2 separate regions of the Mus musculus genome follow, and region 1 is linked to region 2. A link is a contact called in ENCODE POLR2A ChIA-PET data. All regions are on one chromosome and are shown on one strand. Each heading gives the region's core, a stretch centred on a gene start or an enhancer-like site at or near the end of the contact. The rest is flanking DNA. Distances are from core to core; before and after follow the strand shown. Region 1 overlaps Gm34472 (a long non-coding RNA gene). Region 2 holds the start of Zfp706 (zinc finger protein 706).

Region 1 (2,700 bases), core at 39-2,538, 180 kb before region 2:
ATAAACAAAACAAGTCCCCTTCTCCCTTACGTCTGCGATTTACTTTGGTAAAAGGAGTGAGACCCTTTCCTCTCTAGTGGGTCTCTCCGCTCTGTGCCTGTCATTCCTTCTGTCTGCTAGTGCTTTTAGCTTTTAATGATCTTCTGGAACCTTGGCTGTAACTGCAGCAGGGCCAGGTGAGCAAGTCCTGAGTCTCCCTTTGCATCTGACATGTCCCACACTGCAACCACGTTTGGGTGAACACTAAGTAAATCTTTGTTGACTGAAGCGTCTAAGTCAATTCATTCCTGTGGCTCTCTGAAAGCGTGCTTGTTATTTATTAAGCGCCCACAATGGGTCAAAGAGTCAATGAATTTCAGAGCTGGAGGGGTTTTAGAGGTGACCTTGTCCAACCCCTTCATTTTATAAACAGGAAGCTGAAATCCAGAGAGAGGGCTCTGCCCAAGGTCAGACACCAAGAACACTCAGAGCTGAAAACGAAACTCAGTGAAGGCTCTTGGTTCTTACTGCAGCCCTGTTATTTCTACCCTCTAGTTTATAATGTAATTATAACAAGTATTTGTAGCTGAAGACATTAGCATATCAGAAGGATGACCTTAGAATCTATATGTAGTTAAGAGAAAACTGATAAAAAGAGAGAAAAGAAGGGAAAGTGAACAGCTCTAAATACTTGTTTTAGAGTTGATTTGACATTAGTTATATTGCATTATCTTCCTGAACAAGATGTAGAGATGGCAAAAGGACAAAATAGAACATGCAAGAAAAACATCGAAAACAAACTAATAAAAGTTAAAAAAAAAAGGAGCCAGGCTAGAGTGAGTATTGCATAGAATGTGTGTCTGAAATCCCTGACAATAGCGGTAAGATGGCTCAGTGCCAGAGGACACACCAAGAAGTTACACAGTTCACAGTTCTCAGATGACAAACCTGCTAGCTCTGGAAAGGCTCAACTCCTTTCACTAATGAAGCCCAAAGAGAACATCCTCTCATGAGGGCTCCTACACCTTAAAGTAAACGAGGATAAATTGGAATCAGAAGGACCACCTTTCTGAGGACTCATCCCATCTGGGTCATGTCCCTTGAAGAGACTTTTCAAGTCACGACACCCCTGTGTTCCACATTTGTGGAAGGGAGAAGGAAACCGGGCCACCTCCACCGGGGGGGGGGGGGGGGGGGGAGAGAAGGGGAATACACACATTAGGTACAGATTCTGCTACCCCCGCCCCTTCCAGGCTTGATTGGAAGGAGCTAGATCTGGCTGGATCCAGGACCTTCTGTGTGAACAATCCTAAGTTCCTGCCCCCAAGGGAGTTTACGCTTATCAAAGAGGAAGTCTAGAACCTGGGCCAACTCCCAAAAGGGCTGCTTCCCCTGACTGCCCAGAAGAGCCCTTTAGAGGATGCAGAAATGAATTTCCTGGAAAACTGCTTAGAGCTCCGAGTGCCTAGGTATCCCAAGTTTCAGTGCTTGGAGATAGAGGGATAGGGAAGGGAGATGGGAGAAAACAGGAGAGCCATTCCCCCACTGGAACACAGAAGAGTGCTCTTTGACCTAAAACCCAGCCAAACAAACACAAGTTTAGGCTCTTTTTCTAGTTTGGTCTTCTGGTCTACTAAGGAAAATGTCACTGAGAATAATCAATTAGAACTTGAACTCCGCGTCAAAGCTAGGATGGTATTTTGCCACATGGGGGAAAAGAATCATGTATCCACATACAAGATAACGCCCCCAGTCTTTAGCTTTGCTCTATGATTAAATAAACTTGGGAGGAAAACAAACTCTTAAAGGAGCTGGGGTAAGCAGAGGGTCAGCTCACTCATCCAAACGTGTCTGTCCACGGTTATTCCAACGTAATATTTTTATATACAAGTAAGGTCAGCAGGAGAAGCAACTAATTTGAAAATCAGTTTCCAGTCTTGTATTTGCTTCCTCTCATGGCTCCCAAGCTTAGAAGGCTGCATTTGCTCTGCAGAGTCTGTAGGATTTGATTCACAGTAATGGTGGGGATTTATAGGGACTCTCCTGGAACTCTGCCTTCTGTACAAACTTACCTTCTACAAGATAAGCTGGGGAACACTGAAGTAATGACACTGTACTTCGAGATAAGTTGGGGAATGGTGAGGTAATGTAAGCTGCTGCCTACGATGTTTCTGGGATTCCTCTTGTGGCGTCACTCTCTGAGGCTCTTACACTTGATTTTATGTGTAACAAAGTGGGCTTCTTCCAGTGTGGCTCTGATATGTGAAAACTCACAAAGCCACTCAAGGGTCAGTTGGAATGACTGAGATGAACAGTTGCTCAAACTGGGTGATGTCATTGTTGTCATCATAATCATTATCACCACCACCCCCATCATCACCATCATTACCACCACCACCACCATCGTCATCGTTGTGGTTTTTTGAGAAAGAGTCTCACTATGTAGCCTTTGCTGACTTGGAACTCACTATGTAGAACAGGAAGGCCTTCAAATACATATAGATACCTCTGTCTTTACCTCCTGAGTGCTGGAATTTAAGGCATGTGCCATCATGCCCAGCTGGATAATACTATTTTTGGTTGAAGACTTGTCAGGTCCAAAATATAATTATTTTATTTTCCAATGACCCTGACGAATTTTGACAAGGACACATATTTATGGAAGAAGAATTTACCTTCTATTATTCTCAAGAAATGGAAGTGTGGAATGGAAACAGCTTC
Region 2 (2,700 bases), core at 107-2,606:
AGGACCTCTGGAAGAGAAGACAGTGCTCGTAACCGCTGAGCCATCTCTCCAGTCCTGAAAACACTCTTAATGTCCCCCTGTCTTAGTATCAGATCTTTACTAGATCATTCTGATTGTCTAAAACATCTTAACTCTTCCATAAAGCATGGCTTATGTATGTGAATTACTTGGTGAACAGATCTTAAGGGTTTTATGCTTAAGTTACAGAACCTCACATCAGTAATTCCAGAACTTTCCTTGCCATCTAGAAATTAAAGCAGCTACTTTGATAACCTTTTCATGAAGCGTGCTGTAAAAACAATGCCATCAGATAAGCAAAAACTATTTTTTAACTTTTGCGTTTAGGGCTTCTCCTAAAACACAACAGAACACCTAAGATTTAACCCATTTTCTTTACCACCACCAACGGTTACAAAAAGGCAAACGCTTCAATAAACACAAAATGTAACACTAGGCAAAGGAGATCTGTTCTAACAGGCTAGCTGAGCGGGGCAGGCCCCTAACTTCTGACAGCACAGATTTCCTTTCTGAAAGCAGAAGTGCAAACGATCCAACCACCTGCTTTCGGACAGTTCAACTTACAATTTGCTCTTGACCAGCTCATCGAGTTTTTGACAAAATCTTACGTATAAATCGCTCCCTGATTAAGTGGGACAAACTGAAAGGCAATAAATCGTTTGCAAACAGTTACCAGCTGATTTTTAATAAAAGTTTTAGCTTTCCCAGGAGGCTGCAAATGAGCTACGAACCAGGAAGAGTTCTTGGAATACCAGGACTCTTGAGAAGGAGGCCCTAAGGGGCCGCTTAAAGAGAAACAACTTACTCTGAGGCCGGGGAGCCAGGAAATGGGCTCACACTCTGCAACCAGCCAGAGCAAGGGGCCCAGGTCGGCTCCGCGGCACGATCCCAGCTCTCAACAGCCATTCGTGGGCAGACTCAACCCCACGGTTGCAGCCCGGCCCGCCCGAGGCCTCGGCGGCCCTCAGCCCCGCGCCCGCTCCGCCGGGAGTCCGACGCCCGCCCCGGCCTCCCGCCGCCGCGTGCCTCCCGCCCCGGCTCCCGCGTCCTGCGGCGCCGCTTACCCGGGCCGGGCCGGTCTGGCGTCCGAGAGACCGCGCAGCGCGAGAAGAGCTGGGCAGGACGAGTAGGGAAGGAAGGGTCGAGCCCCGCACCGCTTGGGGCCTCCGCCACCCGCAGAGGAAGGACCGAGCAGAGCCGGGAGCACAACAGCCCGCGCCTCGCACACCCGCCGCAGCGCGCGCCCGCCGCGCCTGAGCCCGAGGCAGGCCCGTCGCTCGTGCCCGCGCACGCCGCGCCGCACTCCCAGTCGCCTCAGCGCCGCCTGCTTGCCCGCGCGGTCCCGCCCCTCACCTTCCTGCGGCGGCTTTGCCCCGCCCCTCTAGCATGCCCGCGTCCTTCCGGTCTGCAGGCCAATGGCAGCTCTCCCCTGTTACATAAGCGCGCGGGGGCGGGGCCTAAGACGGGAACTGCGGGGCCCTCGCCCGCCCCTCTGCTTCCCGCCCGCTCTCTCGGTGTCGTCTCAGCGTGTCCCCCTGCCCTTGCGGTGTGTGACCTCCGGTCTACGGGCGGCTGTCGGCCGAGTGGCTCAGCAGTCACTCTTTCGTGTTTCACTCACCCGGCCTGGCCTTTGCCCCGCCGCCCTCGTTTTTCCCTGGCCAGCCGGGAGCCCTGTAAGGCGCTAGCCGGAGCGGCGGGGGAGTCGCGTCCGGGGCCCCGCGTGGCCGCCGCTCGGCCATGACCCCCTGCCAGACTCGCTGCCATTGTTCCCTCACTGGTTCCGTGCTCAGGGTATTTTGACTTACTAGGGACTTTCACATAGATGGAGACTTGAGCCTGAAAAATCGGCTAAATCCTAACGTGCTCGCTTGGCCTGTGCAGGCTGGCTATTGGATTGCTAATACTTGGGGAAAGAATAAAAGGTCGTTCCCCGCCTCCACTTGATTTAGACCACGTTGTGAACTTCAGATACCTTATTAAGAGCGATTGCAATTCTAACATCTAGTGGTGGTTAGAAATGGCGTTGTAAATCTCTGCATTTGTTGCCCTGTACCTGCAACAAGCTGCTCCCCATTAGATCTAATTAGGTTATAGGTATACTGCTTTTGTGGCCTTAAAACCACTATGTGGTTCAGTCTGTCCTAGAACTGAACCCTTTCACCTCCACAGGAGCTACATGACCATGTGTCGCCATGCCCAGTCAGAATCTCAAACTTGCCTGCCAGTAGCCAGAGAATTCGTTGACTATGAGCATAGTCTACTTTACTTGTACTATGATAACCTTGTCACAGTATTGTTAAAAATAGCCAGAAAGGTGCAACGCAGCTGGGCCATGATTGAAGTGGGCTCATCTTTGATTCATTTCACTTTATGCTCACAAGCCTTTATTAAAATGTAGTTACGTGTTTAAGTTTTGTTACTGTTGCTGATGGTAATCTGTAATCTCCTTTTTATTACTGTATAGCCAGTGACCAACAAAGTGCTGAAAAAACAATATTGAACAGAATGTGTCTAAAGAGACAGGTTTGGAACAGACATGTCAAGAAGCTATAACATAGTTATTAATGGTGGCCACATTTACTGTTGTGTTAATCTGCCTTTTGGGTTGAGAGTCTTGGAGGATCTAGACTTGGGAAATACAAAGAGCTGTTTGTCTAGTCATGAATGACAATGGACACTGCA

The links. ChIA-PET counts read pairs that join two places held with the same protein, here RNA polymerase II (POLR2A).
Region 1: POLR2A ChIA-PET joins it to region 2 with 37 read pairs in Patski. The contact joins the enhancer-like site here to the promoter of Zfp706 in region 2. POLR2A ChIA-PET finds 5 or more read pairs at or near these places in 2 of 5 experiments (Patski and embryonic stem cell).

Annotation. Positions count from the first base shown.
Region 1 is chr15:36,826,868-36,829,567 of GRCm38, forward strand. All of the region lies in intron 1 of Gm34472 (a long non-coding RNA gene), which reads right to left. Among named protein-coding and RNA genes, the nearest start is that of Gm34472, 15 kb to the right of the region's middle. Within about 2 kb of position 1,289, at least 1 of the 3 ENCODE cell types and tissues checked has a DNase peak (open chromatin) inside an H3K27ac peak, as active enhancers do.
Region 2 is chr15:37,006,046-37,008,745 of GRCm38, forward strand. It overlaps Zfp706 (zinc finger protein 706), which reads right to left and starts at 1,357. Exons shown (of 4, transcript NM_026521.4): 1 at 1,083-1,357. It overlaps LOC115488529, which reads left to right. Exons shown (of 2, transcript XM_030248876.1): 2 at 811-2,428. The coding sequence ends at 1,759.